3 separate regions of the Homo sapiens genome follow, and all the other regions are linked to region 3. The links are chromatin loops, found by intact Hi-C in ENCODE. Cell type or tissue: CD4-positive, alpha-beta T cell. All regions are shown on one strand. Each heading gives the region's core, and the rest is flanking DNA. Links, peaks and the distances in the headings are about the cores only.

Region 1 (6,589 bases), core at 444-5,443, 89 kb after region 3:
ACCCTCCAGGGAGGCTGGCAGGCGAGGAGGGAGGATGGTTCCCTTCCCAGCTGCCGGCCGCCCCCATGCCCTCCTGCTTCCTTCTGCTCCCAGGCCCCTGCACTGTGCACTTAGCAGCGGTGCCAGCAAGCGCCAGGCTGTGTCCCTACCTCAGTGGCCCAAGCCCCAGCTCACTGGGTCCCTTCTCTAGCCATCTAGATTTAAGTAACTCCAGCCTCTTCTATTTGTTCCCCCAGCCCTAGCAGCAGCACCTGCCTCCTGTAGTTACCGTCTCAGTCAAGGTTTCCTTTTGGCCCTTTCAGCCCCTCGAAAGCCTGTAAAACCAGTTCCCCACCTAAATCCGCTTGGTTGAGATACCTGGTGTGTTTTCTGTCTTCTTTACTGGATCTTGGTGGATACACCTTCTAATGCTTCAACTCAAAGAGAAAAGACACACATAAATCAGAAGCAACAGAGCCCACGGAAAGCAGCCACGTCTGTCCTGTTGTTTGGCCATGTTGGGAAGCTGGACAGCTTGTGTTGATCAGAAATCACGACTGCAAGATACCCTGTGTTCCCTCAGCTGACACGCCACTTTGGAGACAGTCAGGCCTGAGTTCAGGGGACCTTCTGCAAATTACTTCACCTCTCAAGCCTTCAATTTCCTCCCTTGAAACTCAGGACCAAAGCAGTGCCAACATCGCAATGACTGTTGACATCTGGAGTGAAATGTACCACCCCCCCAACCACTCACTCATGAAAGATCCTTTACTCCACACTAAACAACCCAGCTCCCTGACTTAAGTTCCTCAGATGACGGTTTGCATCCCTTCACTATCTCAGCCACGCACCTTGAATAAATTCCAATGTAACGTGCAATCTTTTTAAAGAGGGCGCTTCTTTAGAGACAGCTCATGAGCAGAGAGGCTATCTCCGCCCTCAGTCTGGATGCTGCACTCTGTGAACACAGCCAGGGTCTGACGCATTTGACTGCGCCGCACATCACAGCGTCAGGCCATATTTTGCCTTCAATCAGCTAAAATAACCTAAACATGTTTGCATAAGCCTAAGAAGTGTTCAAACTGACACTGCTTCATTAAGCGTAGGTCTTCCAGATTACAAAGAAAGCCCATTCTGCATCTTGGCTATTCACCCTCTCCCTCCAGGAAGGCTGCAGGTCCAAGGCCCTTCGAAGAGAATGGCACTGGAGATGGGCATGAAGCCCAGCTCCAGAGCTGGACTGCAGCTTCCACACAGTTTGACACCCTGGCCATGACACCCTGCTGCTACCTCTTTATCTATTGCTTGATGAAAAGTATAGACTGTACACTTATCCAATTCTTCAGTGACTTCCGTGGAAAGGACTGTAAATAAGCTGGAGAGTCAGGCGCAATGGCTCACGCCTCTAATGCCAGCATTTTGGGAGGCCGAGGCAGGGGGACTGCTTGAGCCCAGCAGTTCAAGACAAGCCTGGGCCACATAGGAAGACCCTAGCTCTATAAAAAAAATGTAAAACTTGCCAGGTGTGGTGGCATGCACCTGTAGGTCCCAGCTGTCCTCAAAGTCTAAAAGAAAACATCACTCTAGAATTCCATCCCTAGGAAAAATACCTTTCAAGAATGACAACTGAGGCCGGGTGTGGTGGCTCATGCCTATAATCACAGCACTTTGGGAGGCCAGTTCAGATGGATTGCCTGAGGTCAGGAGTTCAAGATTAGCCTGACCAACACGGTGAAACCCATCTCTACTAAAAATACAAAATTAGCCAGACATGGTGGTGCATGCCTGTAATTTCAGCTACTTGGGAGGATGAGGCTGGAGAATCATTTGAACCTGGGAGGCAGAGGTTGCAGCGAGCTGAGATCGTGCCACTGCACTCCAGCCTGGGCAAAAAGAGCGAAGCTTCATCTCAAAAAAAAAAAAAAAGAATTATGACTGAATAAAGACATTTTCAGAGGCCAGGCATGGGAGCTCACGCCTGTAATCCCAGCATTTTGGGAGGCCAAGGTATGTGGATCGCCTGAGCCCATGAGTTCGAGACAAGCCTGGGCCACAGGGCAAAACCCCGTCTCTACAAAAAATACAAAAATTAGCTGGGTGTGGTGGTACACACCTGCTGTCCCAGCTACACAACAGTCTGAGTTGGGAGGATGGCTTGAACCCAGGAGGTGGAGGTTGCAGTGAGCCAAGGTCATGCCACTTTACTCTAGCCTGGATAACAGAGCGAGACCCTGTCTCAAAAAAACAAAAACACACAAACAAAAAAGATATTTTCAGACTAACGAAGTGAATGTGGCATCAGTAGACCGTCATGAGAAAAGAATTCTGAAGTCTTTCAGTCAAAGTAGGTGGCCCCATAGGAAAGTTCTGAGACGCTAAAGGAAAGGAGAGCGAAGAGTCAAAAGCATGTGCATCAGCCTGAAAGAACAATGACTGCCGAAAACAAGGATGGTAACTTGGGATGTTAAAAATAAAATACTGTACACAGCAATACTCACATACAAGAAACAAACGGATTAAATAATTTCCTAAGTCTTGGGTTGTCTAAGAAAAGAATAAAGGTCATGACGGACGTTGTACTTTTTTCAGTATTCCTACTGTAATTTCTAAGAAACCATTACAAGAGAAAAACAGTGCACTGCTTCAAAAATAGTAAAAGGGAAGAAATTAAATATTTTCAATCTATAAAAAGGCATTTAAAAAAACATTACAGGAAGGACAAATAGAAAGCACAAAAGAGATGGCAGATTTAGGCCCCAATGGCTGTAAGTAGACTAAGTGCTCCAACTGAAAGACAAAAATCATCAGACTGATCTGTTTTAATCCAACTACAAGCTGTTTATAGGAGACATATGAAAAATACAAGGCTACAGAAGTGTTGACTTATATAAAAGGACAAATAAACAAGACTGACACTAACCAAGAGAAAACTGGTGTAACTATCCTGAGACAAAACAGACTGTAAGGCAAAAAGTTTTATTAGGGATAAAGAGTCACTTTACAACAATATAGACTCCAATTTACCAGGAAGATACAACAGTTTTACAACAATATGGCCTCAAAATATAAATGAAGCACAAATGGGCAGAGAATTCTATCTAAATATGTCTAATAAGGAGAATAGACATATTTACAATGATGGTGAGAAGTGTTAATACACCTCTCTGTTACTGATAGAAACAGTCAAAAAAATCAGTAAAGTGTAAATGATTTGTACACCACAAATAAAATATTTGACTTAATGGACACGTATAAAAGGTGGCACCAACAGCTGTAGACACGCATCGTGTTCAAGTACACAGGGAACATTTACAAAAACTGACCACGCACGGGCCTATAAGGGACAGAGCAGCTGAAATTCCAAGCGTGTGCATGCATGTATGCACACGTGTGCACACAGCGGTGCAACCTACACCATCCACAACACGAGGGGGCGCCATTCGCACATGGCAACGGTGTGGATGGCTCCCCCTACAGACGTGCGGTGCACCTGCTACTGCCCTGCTGACAGACGTCTACTGATCAAAATGCAATTAAGAAATCAAAAATAAATCCTAGAAAAAGTCTTCTATGTTTAAAAATTACAACACTTTTAAATAATAAATTGATCAAGTCAAAATAAAATTTAGAGAATAATTTGAACTGAACAAAAATACTGTATATCCAGCCAGGCATGGTGGCTCATGCCTATAATCCCAGCACTTTGGGAGGCCAAGGCGGAAGGAGCCAGGATTCAAGACCAGCCTGGGTAACACAGGGAGACCTCGTCTCTGAAATACATAAATATATTTTTAAAAACTACTACTTGTTGAATGCCATTAAGCATTTACATTTCTAAATGCTAAGTGCATACACTAGAAAAGACAAATGGCTGAAAACTAATAAGGTAAGTACTCATCTCAAGAATCTCCCCCTCAAGAATGGCGGAAAAGGTAATAAAACAAACCCAAGGAAAGTAGAAAAAAGGAAATAATAAGATATAAAATAAACTAGGGGGCCAGGCATGGTGGCTCACATCCGTAATCCCAGCACTTTGGGAGGCCAGGGCAGGAGGATCACTCGAGGCCAAGGAGTTCAAGATGAGCCTAAGAAACATAAGAAGACCCTGTCTCTACAAAAAAAAAAAAAAAAATTAAATAAGCTGGGCTTGGTGGCACACATCTGTAGTCCCAGCTACTTGGGAGGCTAAGCGGGGAAGACCGCTTGAGCTCAGGAGTTCAAAGCTGCAGTGAGCCATGATCGCACCACTGCACTCCAGCCTGGGTGACAAAGCAAGATCTTGTCTCAAAAAAACAACAACAAAAAAGAGTGGACGCACAAATCTCAATGTCAGGAATAAAAAGGAAACATTACTACAGTCCCATTGACTTTAAAAAGATCACAAGAGGATGTTACAAACAACTTTATGCCTATAAATTTGAAACCTAGATGAAATAGACAAAGTCTTCTTAAAATGTAACTTGCCAAAACTGACTCAAAAAGAAAAAAAAAACCGGCCGGGCGCGGTGGCTCACGCCTGTAATCCCAGCACTTTGGGAGGCTGAGGCGGGTGGATCATGAGGTCAGGAGATCGAGACCATCCTGGCTAACAAGGTGAAACCCCGTCTCTACTAAAAAAATACAAAAAATTAGCCGGGCGCGGTGGCGGGCGCCTGTAGTCCCAGCTACTCGGGAGGCTGAGGCAGGAGAATGGCGTGAACCCGGGAAGCGGAGCTTGCAGTGAGCCGAGATTGCGCCACTGCAGTCCGCAGTCCGGCCTGGGCGACAGAGCGAGACTCCGTCTCAAAAAAAAAAAAAAAAAGAAAAAAGAAAAAAAAAACCATCTTAAAAGCTTAAATCAGAACTTTAAAAATTTTTTTACAAACAACACTTTCGGATTACATGACCTTATGGGCAAGTTCTACCAGGCATTTGTGGGACAAGTTATTCCCAACCTGGACACGAACTCTCGGGAACTCAAGAATTGACATGAAGCCCAAAACTTCCCCCGACCCAGGCATGTGGGCAGACAGCTGTAGGGCTGACTCTTGCAGCCCTGCTGCCCTGGAAATGCACCAGTTAAGATAAATGGGGAAGGCCAGTGCTAGGAGCTGGTTCTCCATCTGGGTTCCCATGAGCCTTCTGATCTGTGGGATGTCCTGGAGTAGAGGGGTGTAAGGTGGCCTCATGATTAGAATGACACTCAAGACCAGCATGAAACCACGGCTGGCTCCTCTGCATCCACACCCCTTACATAACTGCATCCGATCCCCAGCAGCCTTACACACTCTTCAGGATCAAGGGGGCAGGAAGCTGTGTGCATGGCTGCCAGGGCTCCTGATGACATGGAGATATCATGAATGCTGCATATAAAGCAATATAAAAAATAATTTTTACTCTTATATACCTACCAAATAACAGGCTAAAAACTTAAATTTTTTAAAGTTGCCTCTTAGGACAGCATCAAAATAATATCAAGTACTTAAAAGAATTCCAACAAAAGATGGGCAACACCTCTACAGGGAAAAGCATATAACTTAATTCAGGGAAATTAAAGAAGACCTATCTAAATAAGAGATATGCCATGTGTGTGGACCAGAAGTCTCAATTCTGAAAAGATATCAAATCTGTCCAAATTGATGTATAGGCTCAGTGCAATCCCAATCAAATACCCCCCAAATTTTCTTTCTTTGAACTCGTCAAGCTAATTGTTAAACCTATATGAAGAACAAAAGAACAAGAATAGCCAAGACATTCTCAAGAAAAACAAGTGCTTCCTTCACACATTTTTTATAAAGCCCTAGTAATTAAAGCAGACAGAGTGGTGCTAGGGCTGACCAATGACACCAGCAGATCAATGGGATAAACAGCAAGTCCCAAACAGACCTACTTGGCCTACGACAGAGCACTGCAACTGAGGAAGAAGGATGAGCTTTTCACAAAAATCTACTAAGACAACTAGATATCCACATGGGAAACTAGATCCCCACCTTAAACCATACACAAAGTTTATACAAAACTTAAACAGGAAAGAAAAAGCATAAAGCCTTAACAGATAATACAGATTAACTTCATGCCATCAAGGGAGAAAGAGAGTTCCTAAATAAGATGCAAAAAAAGCACCAACCTTTAAAGGAACAGACTGATTATCAGACCATATTAAAATGGAGAATGTCAAAAGACCCCATAAGGAACATGAAAAAACAAGCCTCCGAGTGGAAAGATTTTGAGATTTGTTTTTGGTTTTGGTTTTTTAGAGAGAGGGTCTCACTCTGTCACCCAGGCTGGAGTGTGCTGGTGCGATCTCGACTCACTGCAGCCTGGAACTGCTGGGATCAAGCCATCCTCCTGCCTCAGCCTCCCAAGTAGCTGAGACTGCAGGTGTGCACCACCATGCCCGGCTACTTTTTTTGTTTGTTTGTTTTTGAGAGATGGGGTTTCACTATGTTGCCCAGGCTGGGAGGTATTTATAATACATATTCAAAATATATAAAAGCTCCTAAAATCAGTAAGAAAAACACAACTCAACAGAAAACTGGGCAAAAGACTTGAACAGGCATTTTTTTAAAAAAAAGAAGAAAATATATAATTATCTTATATCCTATGCCTGCTTAGGTGTACCAGAATATAT
Region 2 (6,589 bases), core at 1,237-6,236, 50 kb after region 3:
GGCGGATCACCTGAGGTCAGGAGTTTGAGATCACTCTGGCCAACGTGGTGAAACCCTGTCTCTACAAAATATAAAAATAAATAAATTAGCCGGCTGTGGTGGCACGCACTTATGGTCCCAGCTACTCGGGAGGCTGAGGTGGGAGAACTGCTTGAACCCGGGAGGCGGAGGTTACAGTGAGCCGAGATCACACCACTGCACTCCACCCTGGGTGACAGAGCAAGACCCCGTCTTAAAAAAAAAAAGTTGTAACTATTTTAAGCAAACTAAAGAAACTCCCTTCTTAAGGAATTCCATACTGAATCCTTTTGTGGTTCCTCCAAAAACAAATGGTCAGCCCTGGTGCGGGTGTGTGAAGCCATGCGACTATGCCTGGGGGTCTCTAAATGAACCGCTTCTACCTTGAGGCCTAGCGTGCGCAGCCAGTCAGCCCACCGCCCACCAAGGACTGCGTGAGGAGCTAGGAACCATTTCTTTGCTGTTCTTTAGTCGTCGATAATCCCCAAGGATACTTGTGGGATTTGCCTCTACCCGAAACACCTTATGGGGTGAAATTAACAAAAAAAGAAAAAGTGAAAATAAAAATACTTTGTCACAGAGCAAAAATACGTGATCTGCTGCAGTGCTCTGAGCCCTAGGATTCATTTTTCTCTACACTTACAAATTAATTCCAAGTCATTCAACAGCATAAAATCTAAATACGATAAACTGTATCCTATGGAAGCCTAAAATTCCACGTTGAAGGGCATAATTAAATGGCGTATATTAAACAGTGTTACATGATAAAATAGTATATGTCCTTTACAAAAACATACTTTCAGATTGCAACTGTTGGTGAACTCTGTTGGTAAATGGGTGAACTCTGGGGTATGTGAATTGTATCTCAGTAGAGCTGTTTAAAAAATATGTTCTCAAAGAATATTAAATGGCACAGGACATGCTCAAACATAACTGAAAAGAGGAGGGTACAAAACTGTACCCACAACTGTGATTCCAAATATAAGGTCGTACCAAATGAAAACACAAGATGTCATGAGTGATTCTGACCTCTTCAGAGGAACGTGGATGATTCTTCTTTTCTTCTTTGTACCTGGCCCTTCTGTGTATGCACTTTCCATCTACCATAAACATGTTATTTCTATAAGCATGGGGGGGCAGAAGTGGGGATAAAAATGACTTTACCACAATAGTCAAAAATTTTTTTCATGGTTGTGCATGTATGTCTATACAACTGTTTTTATACCCTGAAGATATAGAAAATAACCTGCGCAGTCAGCTGAAGCTTGGGCGAGTATCCAAGGTAACTAGCAAGCTGGACCGGTGTGAGGAATGTTGTGCTGGCAGTATTGGGCACACTTAAGAGATCGAGTCGTGTTTCACTTACTCCTGGGAACTCTGGTCCTTAAAAACCAACAAATAATTGGTCTTCGTAAAGTAAGTATAGCAAAGGGCTCTAATATTTTTTTTTTCTCCACTCCTTCCCAGTTCAAGATACAAAGTGAAGCCTATTGCTTCAATAGGGCTCAAACGGATCCTCCCATCTCAACCTCCCGAGTAGCTCAGACTACAGGCATGCGCCACCATGTCTGGCTAATTTTCTAAAATTTATTTCATGGAACAAGATTTTCAACTTTCAGGCCGGGTGCGGTGGCTCATGCCTATAATCCCTGCACGTCGGGAGGCCGAAGCAGGCAGATCACGAGGTCAGGAGTTCGAGACCAGCCTGGCGAATATGGTGAAACCCCATCTCTACTAAAAACACAAAAATTAGCCAGGCGTGGTGGTGTGCACCCATAATCCCAGCTACTCGGGAGACTGAGGCAGAATTGCTTGAACCTGGGAGGCAGAGGTTGCAGTGGGCTGAGATCGTGCCACTGCACTCCAGCCTGGGCAACAGAGTGAGACTCCGTCTCAAAAAAAAAAAAAAAAAAAAAGATTTTCAATTTTCAATAAATGGATTGATTTCAAGGCTGTTTAGAGATTTATTTGATAACACACTGGGCCACAGCTTTACTATTCCTGATGCAAATTAAAATTAGCCACATTATCATGGGACTGAGTCATTCATTCAGGGCTAATTTTCCTTCCACTCTTCATTATCCAGCAATATGTTACCCATGGTACAGGCTTCATCAAATCAACCCCAAGGCAAGTAAAAATATGCAGGGCTCCCAGGCAGGCTGAAGACATAAGCCCATGGCATTTCTCAACAGAAAACTCTCAGAATGCTCAGAGCTTTGTTCTGCTTCTGTACCAGCCTTCTGCTTGGGCCAACGCATCTCATGAAGCCGTTCCAAAGGCCCCATAGCTCCAAATAGACGCGGGAGGTGGATTCCAATAACAGAGGCCTGGAAGAAAGGCCTCCGGGCCCCACTGCAGCTGCCACGGCATAAACCTGGCTAAATGGATATTTTCAGGAAGATGACGTCTAACATTAATGACAAGGGCTAACATTTACTTGGGAAGAAAAAGAATGGAGGAAGGGAAATTAGCCAGGAAGCTGTCACGGTGGAATAAGAAGGCCTGAGCTAGGTGTGGCAAGAGTGGAATGGGACAAGGAAGAAAGAAATCTCAATTTCAAAGAGAATAGGTAACAGCATGTGCTGCTAAGTGGGTATCAGAGATGAAAGGCATGGGTGAATCAAAGGTCTTGCACAGCTGAAAACCTAGTAATAAGCCGTCCATTAAGATGCCCCATGGGGAACCACGGCAGACATCTGCCATCTGTAGTTCCCCATAATCTTCTTAACACCTTCCATATATTTGACAATTTCTTATGCTACGGTTCATAGCTTACTAAGGTGGGGAAAAAAAGACTGTGTCCTGACTCCTGCAGCTAAGGGGCCAGCATGTGACCTGGGTTCCTATGATCAGATGCACCTACAAGATCCAATTCTAGACCCTGAGACTCGAGGCCCCCGTTCCACAGGGAGGTGAGCACCCTGTGAGCTGTGTGGCAGAGGCACCTGGCTCTTCAGGAGGCGGTGGCAGGTCTTCTAGGACTCCTCCACTGTCTCAGTTGCTCAGCAGCTACAGAAGCCCCCTTGAAGCCTACCATAACGTCAGGGACCGGCTCTCGGGTCTTCTGGAGATCCTTGGCAAATCCCCTTTCTATTTAACCTGGCGGGAACAGACTCAGATATTTTCTCCGAATGGCTTTTTCTGCCATCTACGTAAGAATGATGGCTTAGCAAACCTCACCTTAGTAAAATAACGTCAGAACTCTCCCCATGACCCAACTATTCAAAGGAATCCTAAATGAGGAATTACCGCAGGACAAGGCCAAAGGTGGAAGGAAATATCAACGTGAAATAACAAATAGCAACACTGCAGTTTCCTCCAAGTCCTGGTGACGAAGGCAACAGCACACGCAAGTATCCTTGGGGATTATCGACGACTAAAGCAGCTGTCGGCAAAGCGAGCACTACAATAAAGTCCATGGTTCAGAATTTTACAAAATGCAGAGTGGCACATGCATCTTCCCTGGGTGCTTCAAAGCCTCTCTTGGCTACAGATTTTAAGATCTGAGCAGTGAGATGGTTTCTACAGCCTGCTATTCACTACACATATTTCTTCTTGACATTCTTGCAATTCTAATTGCCCGAAATATTTTTTCTTTAACATTCTCTATCTGGTCTGATCTCATGAAGTTGAGAGAAACACGTAACATAAAACAAGGAAGGCCACATTTACCACCACAGAGCTCCATCTGAACAGGAAAACCTCACCTACAGACACAGGCCTGCAAAGGCAACGCAGAAGCCAACACAGGAATCAGATATTCTGAAGGAGCCACCTAAATCAGAAATATTTTCTTGATATAGTAATTGTTGACAAAAATTCAAGCAGAGCCTTTCAATATTTGGATTTTTTTTCTTTAGAAAATAAATTTCAAAAATGGCATTCTTCAGGAAATATTTCAAGCATGAGACAAGGTGAGGCCTCTGAAACACTGAGGACAGGCCCCCTTCTCGGGGAGGCCACTTTGCTGTCCCCACAGGCTGGCCTGAGCACACCTCTGGGACCCCCAACCGCAGCATGTGGCTTGGTGAGTATGTGTATTGGGGGTGGGCTCCCCTGGCTCTGGGTGGGTCTTCCAGGCCTGGCTTATCTTTGAGCCCCCAGCACCTAGGGGTGCTGACATGAAGAGAGTGTCCAGCCATTTCCTTGTCAGGAAGGGACAGGACAATGAAAGGCCCCAGTGGAGTGCAGCAGTGTCGCCGGGGAGGCCTTCCACCAACACCAGGAGGAAAGCCAACCTTCTTCCCAAGATCTGGGGCAGGAATCCACTCAGCACGGCCACATCTGGGTGCAGAGATGATGCTGCGATAGACGCTTCATCGTGCTCCACAGCCACTTATCCAGAACACGCGGCCCAGCCCGAGTCTCAACACCGCTTCATTCAACAACAGAGAGCACCTGTGTCCACACAACACGTGGCCCAGCCCGAGTCCAACACCACTTCATTCAACCATAGAGAGCACCTGTGTCCACACAACACGCGGCCCAGCCCGAGTCCAACACCACTTCATTCAACAACAGAGAGCACCTGTGTCCACACAACACGCGGCCCAGCCCGAGTCCAACACCACTTCATTCAACCATAGAGAGCACCTGTGTCCACACAACACACAGCCCAGCCCGAGTCCAACACAGCGTCATTCAACCATAGACAGCACCTGTGTCCTGTTAGTTCTTGAAAGTGTCCATATATGAATGTTACTACATACTAAATATAAGCACAAGAAAAGAAGTATGAAGAGACAGAGATTCTGAATGTTCACTTTGAACGTCTTCATTAAATGCTTGTGGCATCAGAGTCAGGTCCTGGGGCTGCGGTGCCCTGATGAACAAGATGTGCCCTGTCCCTTCCAGGGACAAGAGACACACATAAGTTTCCTTCCAGAAATGCCCAGAGTGCCACAGATCTCCCAGGAAAGACTTAGAACTAACCCTGTCTGACAGCACTGGGGAAAGCTTTGCAAGGCAAAGTGTCACTCGAGTCTGGAGAGAGAATTCACAGGCAAACAAGAAGTGACGGGCCACGGAGGCTGCCAGGAGCAGAGGCAGGAAAGTGGCCAGGTTCTCCAAGCAGAGCCAGCAGGACTCTCGGACAGGATGATGATGATCACTGAAGGCCACACATCACACCAGGGCAGGGGGGCCTTCATCTTACAGGAGATGCATCCAAGGGGGGACCCTGGCTCTGTGGACAGACGCTGATGCTGACGGACTATGGACTTTGAGATGCTTTAGGTTCTTTTTATAACTATACATACACGCTTATATATTTTACTTTCCCCTTAAAATTTCCATCCACATTATGGCCTTACATCTTTGACAAAAGTTTTGTTTGTTTGTTTTTGAGACAAAGTCTCATTCTGCCTCCCAGGCTGGAGTGCAGTGGCGTGATCACGGTTCACTGCAGCCTCAACCTCCTGGGCTCAGGTGATGCCCCCACCTCAGCCTCCCAAGTAGCTAGGACCACAAGTGGGTGCCACCACACCAAGCTAGTTTTTTTGTATTTTTTGTAGAGACAAGATCTCGCTATGTTGCCCAGGTTGTGACAAATGATTTCCAAATCAGTTTCAATTAAAAGTCGAAGAAGAGTATTTACACCTTTCTTTGTACATAAGACACAGGCTTCAGAGAACAAATGAGCCACAAAGCAAAGGCTGAAAATCAGAATGGCTTCAGATAATTCGACACTGGAAGCTAAGCAAGTCAGATTTACAACACAGAATTTAATAACTAGACAATCAGTTATGTGTGAAGACAGAGTAAACATTAAGATTCATATATTAGGCCCAACAGTGGCTCACACCTGCAATCCTAGCACTTTGGGAGGTCTAGGTGGGAGGATCTGTTGAGCTCAAAAGTTCAAGACCAGCCTGGGCAACACAGCAAGACCCTGTCTCTACAAAAAAATTTTTTAATTAGCCAGGCATAGTGGTGCACACCTGTAGTCCCAGCTACGTGGGAGGGTAAGGTGTGAAGATCACTCGAGCCCAAGAGTTAGAGGTTACAGTGAGCTATGATGATACCATTGTACTCTAGCCTGGGTGAAAGAGTGAGAACACTTCCCTTAAAAAAGATGCCTATTTTTAAAACTATCCTATTTTAGAGTGAGAGCAAATCTTCTAAGTTAAAGACTGATCACTTCCTGGTGTAATGCAATGTGAAGTCATCAACAACACTTATGAAGCGTTCTTGCCAAAAAGACTTAATGTGGATACAATCAAACCTCTAGATTGAACTTCCAGTTTGCAGGAAATGCAGGGAATGAAAAGACAAGTGAAATGATGCCATGAGGAAACACTCAGCAAAACCTAAGTGGGACATTCTCCAACACAAGCAGCAGGACCCTTCCACAAGAAGTCTGTGTCATTTACAGGGGGGGAAAAACCTCTGCATTTAGAAAAGACTAAAGAAACAAACATAATGAGTAGATTTTGTTTTTTTTAAAAAAAAAAAAACAGCTATAAAAGATGTTATTGAAACAGCTGAAGAAATTTCAATATAGACGAACTATTTAGATAATATTGTGGAAGTATGGTCAATTTTCTTAGGAGTGATATTGGTATTATGG
Region 3 (6,589 bases), core at 1,196-6,195:
CCTTTCTACAAAGAACACAAGCCTGCTCTATGACCTCAAGTAATACTTAGAACCCAGGCCTGCCAGCCTAGGAACATGATGAAAATTATCTCACTCTGTACTTTATAAAGGCTAGTAATGAGTAAAAATGGATGGAGATGGAAGAAACTTGGAGATTATCAGGCAACCTCTCAGTAGCCACCCTCCTTGACAAGTTGAACCCAAAAGAACTCACTAGGATAAACTTTGTCTAGTGGAGGCCCAACCTGCCTCTCCGCTACCCCTCAGGCCTGCTACACTAAGGGAAATGTGGTAACTGTTTACTGCTGTGGTATCTGAAACCTGCACTGAAGAACAGGGCAGGTTAGATGCCCGCGCCTGAAACCAGACGTTTCCTCTGTGCAGCTTCCATGTCATCTGTTTGCATTAAACCCCCTGTGGTTCCAGAATCCCATCTGAAGGTCGTTCTGCCCACGGCATTTTTGTTGCTGACAGAATGGCAGACCCTTGTGGATTTTCCCACTAAAATGATTTCACAGAAAGGTTAACTTTTTTCTAAATGCCAGGCTGCCGGTGGGAACCGAATGAATGAAAAGCAGTCACCTGCATTATCACAATCACAATTACACCACTCATTTCACTGAAAATCTTTCCAATCACCTCTGCAGGCTTAAGTCCAAACTGCAGTTAGTATCAAGCAAATGAAGGAGCCTCCATATTTGTCCCATGAAACCACAAAGAATACTAACATTCTCTCCCGTGTGTCAACAACTTGTTATCTTTGTCCCAAGAGACTCAGCTAAACAAAGGTCATGGGTGCGAAGGGCTTACTATTTGCTATGACTTCCACTGACATCTTTTAAATGGGAAGATAAATTATGCAACTTTATTAACTCTGGGCATCTTAAGTCAAAATAGTCAAGAAAAAGAAACTTCGAAAGTGGGATGAGTAGAAAAAAGAGCACCTCACGATGCACTTGTCAGCAAGGAAGGCGATCAAGTCCTTATTCTGTATCCACTCAAACACCTGTTCCTTATTCCAGTAGGAACAAATGCAGAGTCCAGCCTGCTCCTCTGGCTTCCACTGGAATGTCTGCTCACACTTTGCCCACCTTGCCCAGCCCTGGTCTCCCTTCGCTCCCAGCTCAGACGTCACCACCTCTATGGAGCTTCCCCCGGCTGTCCCCCTCCAGCCTCTCCAAGACCCGTCTAACTCTTCCAATGTGGTATGGACTTACTTCCCTGCCTCCCTGGGGGGCAACAAGCTGTACTGGAAAGATCAACATGCACCGGGGCAGGGATCCAGCAGAACCTACCATCAGCACTGGCACGCTGGGAAAGGGACGTGGAGACGGGAACGCCTTCCTCCCGGGGTTATTGGGAAAATCCAGGCCCTGATGAATCAGTGTCCTAACCACACAGAATGCACTCAACAAGTGCCACCTACTGCATTCCTTGAGTAGACAATTCCTGGAGTGCTGTTGGCTGGACTATAAAGCCTTCTCTGAGGATACGGTAGTGGCCTAGAAGGCTCGATCAGAGGACACGGGCAGTAATTCGCATGGCTTCTGGTCAAGAGAACTCGCCATCACCCTTCACAGACAGCATTCTTCCTTTCAAGGCGCTGCCTCAGTTTACCATCCACTCCTTAGGTGGGTTCTCGGACTGCTCGGCCACCCATCTCCCCACGAGGCTCTGCACCACTACAGCAGGGGCAATGTTGGGCGCTGCTCACAGAGGCTGAAGCACAGTGGAATCCCAATAAACATTTGCTGAATGAATGAATGAATGATGTTTATTTTCCCTATCAGACTTAGAATTCTTTGCCAGTAGGAGGTATCACTTATTGTTATATCCACAGCAACTAGCAAAGTGACGCATATATGGCCAATAATCAACATTTTGCTGCGTCCAACCAAGCAGTCATTTTCATCCTTGCGCCCTTCCTACACTCTGCCCAGGCTGTGATTAGATTCCGGGTCACTTGTTTCGGCCTCACCTATACTCACGGCAAGGACCTAACTCTTCAGGGTCACCCTGAAGACAGCGGTAGCTTGTCCTAGCACTTCTTCTAGTCTCCATCTTCTGTGTCTGCAGCAGGCTTGATCGAGGGAGAGGGAACAAGAGTCTTCTTAAACTCATAGCAAGAAGAAAGAGTAGATAATAAACGTAATTTATTTTGGCAAACCAACTTTGGAGAAGAATAATATTTTAGATAATATCAAGGAGAAAGAGTAGATAATAAACATAATTTATTTTGGCAAACCAACTTTGGAGAAGAGTAATATTTTAGGTAATATCAAATGGCAAGATTTTTACTATTTCATATTGAAAGGCATCGAAAGTATAGCTCTTTGAGGGACAGTCACTAAAAATAAAACGTTTGTCCTCCCTGCTCAGCCCACAAGTCCCAGTCAAGGCATGGTAAACATTTCACAACAGACGCAGGATACACGGGCACAGGCAGATGGGAGGGAGAGATACTCAGTGGCCTCCAGGGTTACGAGACAAACAAGACTTCCTTCATCTTTCCGACGAAGATCTTCCAAGAGTTCTTCATACTTTATATCATTTCTAAAGAAAAATTTTTGGGGGGCCGGGCGCGGTGGCTCACGCCTGTAATCCCAGCTGTGGGAGGCCAAAGTGGGCGGATCACGAGGTCAGGAGATCGAGACCATCCTGGCTAACACGGTGAAACCCCATCTCTACTAAAAATACAAAAAAATTAGCCGGGCATGGTGGCGGGCGCCTGTAGTCCCAGCTACTCGGGAGGCTGAGGTAGGAGAATGGCGTGAACCTGGGAGGCGGAGGTTGCAGTGAGCCGAGATCACGCCACTGCACTCCAGCCTGGGTGACAGAACGAGACTCTGTCAGGAAAGGAAAGGGGAAAGGAAAAGGAAAGGAAAGGACATGGAAAGGAAAGGAAAGGACATGGAAAGGAAAGGAAAGGAAAGGAAAGGAAAGGAAAGGAAAGGAAAGGAAAGGAAAGGAAAGGAAAGGAAAGGAAAGGAAAGGAAAGGAAAGGAAAGGAAAGGAAAGGAAAGGAAAGGAAAGGAAAGGAAAGGAAAGGAAAGGAAAGGAAAGGAAAGGAAAGGAAAGGAAAGGGAAAAGAAAAGAAAAAAATTTTCTCAAGAAGAAAACAAGCAGTGTGGTTAGGATGCACGCCGGTAATGAGGGGCTCCCATGCCTCCCTCCCTCCTCGCCAGGAAACTCAGGTCTTTGATGTGTAACAACCGGCAAACCACCTAATTAGGATAATGGAGAGGAAGCCCAGTAAAAACCAGAGACAGCAGGTGGGAGGAGCCACCGCACCCTCGGTTGACAACAGCAAAAACAGGTAAAGTCCTTGCCCAAAGATCTCAGTGATATCCTTTCAAATATTTTAATTGACAGATTAAAAAGAGGGAAGAAAGGAGGGAGAAAGGGGTGGGGAGAATACAGAGGACAGAAGCAGGAGAAAAAGGTCTCTGCAGCTCAGGGAGAAAAAAGCCAAAACATTTTTGTTCCTTTTGAGGAGTAATGCAGATTAAAACTATAACAACATAAATTATGTTTATATAAACATAAAATTTAGAAAAGTATATTTCACTTTGTAAGAAAAAATCCAACTCCTTCTGAAGCAAATAAACACTATAAATTTATCTCAGGCACTTTAGAGTTAACAACTCACATTGTAATAAACGGCCCATCTCCTAATCAAGCAAACTCCCAACAGCCATGATTCCTTTGGAGACTCAGACTCCCTTCGTCTTCACATCCCTTCATTAACCAACACTTCCCAAGCCTGCCAAGGTCAAGGATTCTGAGTGCTACTAAGTGCTTCTTAGGAGACCAGCAGGGACGGAGGAGGAGGTGGAAAGAGAGGCAGGAGGAGAAAAGGGGGAAGAGTGGGGTGAGGAAGAGAAGAAGGAAAGGAGGGAAGAGCAAGCACTGAAAGGGGAAGGAGGAGAAGGAGAAGGGGGCAGGCGCAGGGAGCGAGGCTGCAGGATGGTAGGCCATCGAGGAGGAGAGGGTGAAGCAGCAGCAACTTCAGTGGGAGGGGGAACACCCTAGCACATGAAGCAGAGAATCAATACTGAGTGTAAGAATTATTTTCTCAGGATTGCTTCTGTTACTTAGGGAAAAAAATAAACACAGCTAAATGCATTTGTGCTGGGCATTAAAGAAGAAATCGTATTTTTAATCATTAAGAAAGAATAGGAAGCCTCACAGCACATTTCAGGAGTCTGGAAGCCCAGCCCCCATGAGAAGGCAGACCTTCCAGGCAACAGGGCGCTCCACAGCCAAGATGGTTTGCACGTAAGAGCCCTCTGCGCTAAGTCATAAACACTCCACCACCCAAGTCCCTCCCAGACGCAGCCCTGGAGGAGGCCTGCATTTTGCTCCAACAGAAGTGAGTGACTCCTCCAAGGTTTCTGTCTCAGCCACCACAGGGTCAAGAGCAAATGCCCACGCGGCTGTCACGGGGAAGATGCAGAGCAGTGGGAGCCTGAGGACCCAGATCCTTGTGAGATGAGCCTCAGAACAAACACCCAGCGGAGGATGCTTCCGTGCCAAAGCAGGGCAGGCCAGCCCATCTTGTGCACACACCTGCTTGCACACACGCACACGCACAGAACCAGTCTCAAGCAGAGGAAGGCACAAGGCCCAATCAGGACAGGGTGAGCTCAGGAAGACAGAGGGGACTGTGACTGGGGAGGGGCTCAGAGGGGGTTTCAAAGGCTATGTCACCTTCCATTTCTTAAGCCCAGTAATGTGTAAAAGCAATTCATTCTATTATTTTCCACACGGTAAATAGATCCACGTGCACACTCCATAATAAGCACAAACATAAGCACAGGCTGCCTTCACTCCCTGCCATTCAGGAATGTGGACTGTTTGAGGGGAAATAATGTCAATATCTCACCTAATAATTCATTCAAAGACAACCAAATACCTCCCAGCTCACTGATGCCTACGCTTCCATGTCTCCAGAGTGCTGGAGGAAACTGTAAATAAAGATTCCTCTGCAGATTGCCTGGCTTTGCAAAGAAAGAGATGATTTTTGTCATTTTTGTCAATTTAGAGTGGCTTGCAAAATGTAACTGGAAACATACAACCACCCAATGACCTGCAATCCCATACACTCAAGAGAAATAAAAATATATGGTCCACACAAGACTTGCACCCCAACACTCATGGCAGCTTTATCCCTAAAAGCCAGTCACTGGAAACAGGTGCAGCGTGAACCTGTGGGAGAGGGAGGGTGGATGCACCCTGCGTGGATGTGCAGGCTCCGGGACACCCAGCAATGAGCTGCCGCCCGGACGAGTCTCAGAAGCCTCACCCTGAGTGAACGAGGCCAAACGCAAGAGCAAAAGAATACATCACATGTGGTCACTGTAGAAAAAGGTAAAAAATAAGTGAGGCCACCTGGGCAAGATTATGACAGGGAGAAAAGGCTGGCAAGGCTGATTCCACCTCCCTCCTAACCTCACAGGCGGCTGCCCTCACCCATTCCCGGATGCAGGCACAGCTAACCATGGGAGGAATTTAGTTTGCAGTTGAACTTTAAAGCAAGGATGATAACAGTCCCTCCCTAAAACTGGTCCCCTCCTGGTTCAGGGACTGAAACCACCTTTGTAAGACTATGAAAGGCCATGAGATTAGGATTATGTGAGGGGCCTGAATTCTGCTAAGATGTAGATGTCACTAATGATACCCAGCCATCATCCCTAGCTTGCCTTTCTATAATTCCTTGCTGCTCGGGAGTCGTGGCCAGGTTATAAAATTTGCGACTTCCCCAATTGCTCCTGTAGAAAACAACACATTACAAAACCTAAGACTGGAGATGTTTTTCAGAGTTTTGCGTTCTGGCAACCAACTGACCCCACCTGGACCCATCCTGTGGCCCCACCCAGAGGCAGACTCAGTGCAGAAGACCATTTTCCCCACCCCATGACTTCACCCCCCAACCAATCAGCAGCACCCACTCCCTAGCCCCGCCCACCAAATTATCCATAAAAACCCTAGTCTCTGAGTTCTCAGAGGGGCTGATTTGAGTAATAATAAAACTCCCGTCCTTCCACCTGCAAGGCTTTGAGTTAAATTCTTTCTTTACTACAATATTGCAGCCTCCGTGAATTGGTTTTGTCTGTGCAGCAGACAAGACGAACTCATCGGGGCGTTCAGTTCCATGGGCAAAACTAGCCTCTGGTGATAGGAGGCAGAAGGCGGCTGGCCTCGGCCAGGAGAAACTGACTGGAAAGGGGGCTGAGGGAGCTTTCTGGGGAGTGGAAATGATCTCCATCTTGCTTTGAGTGTGATTAAGCAGGAGGATACAACTGTCAAAACTCATCAGACTAAACACTCAAGATCTACGCATTTTACTACACATAAATAGCATCTAAAAATCGCCTGGAAAAAAGTTTTTAGAAAGGCATATGAAAAACGGGTGTTCTAAGCTTTAAGAGATTTAAAGAGACATGAAATATACAAAATGGAAAATAGAATGGCCCTTTCTGTACACCTCTAAATCTGTTGTTTTGACTGAATTACCGAGGCCCTGGTGTGCAGCGCAGTGAATCTCGAGCGGTGCAGGGTCCAAATGCCACGAGACTCGCGGCAACTC

What was found. Hi-C counts contacts between places; a loop is a spot of excess contacts. Peaks named below come from ENCODE experiments on the same cell type or tissue, not always from the same donor. Only the 100,000 strongest peaks of a DNase experiment are listed, where the experiment ranks them.
Region 1: it touches region 3 in a loop (3-fold over the local background); 6 of 110 quality-filtered maps call a loop at or near these places.
Region 2: it touches region 3 in a loop (2.1-fold over the local background); 3 of 110 quality-filtered maps call a loop at or near these places.

What each region holds. Positions count from the first base shown.
Region 1 is chr17:80,572,350-80,578,938 of GRCh38, reverse strand. All of the region lies in intron 1 of RPTOR (regulatory associated protein of MTOR complex 1), which reads right to left. All of the region lies in intron 2 of LOC105371922 (a long non-coding RNA gene), which reads left to right. Among named protein-coding and RNA genes, the nearest start is that of RPTOR, 31 kb to the right of the region's middle. RefSeq lists an enhancer at 3,296-3,590. In CD4-positive, alpha-beta T cell, for the core only: CTCF peaks have their summits at 3,214 and 3,425 (motif pointing right); a DNase peak (open chromatin) is centred at 3,428.
Region 2 is chr17:80,611,644-80,618,232 of GRCh38, reverse strand. All of the region lies in intron 1 of RPTOR (regulatory associated protein of MTOR complex 1), which reads right to left. Among named protein-coding and RNA genes, the nearest start is that of RPTOR, 70 kb to the right of the region's middle. RefSeq lists enhancers at 1,266-1,766, 1,767-2,267, 3,785-4,284, 4,285-4,786. In CD4-positive, alpha-beta T cell, for the core only: no CTCF peak of the experiment used is centred there; no DNase peak of the experiment used is centred there; H3K27ac peaks cover 1,474 bases.
Region 3 is chr17:80,661,827-80,668,415 of GRCh38, reverse strand. All of the region lies in intron 3 of RPTOR (regulatory associated protein of MTOR complex 1), which reads right to left. Among named protein-coding and RNA genes, the nearest start is that of RPTOR, 120 kb to the right of the region's middle. RefSeq lists an enhancer at 6,509-6,589. In CD4-positive, alpha-beta T cell, for the core only: no CTCF peak of the experiment used is centred there; DNase peaks (open chromatin) are centred at 3,225 and 4,565; H3K4me3 peaks cover 1,151 bases; H3K27ac peaks cover 1,941 bases.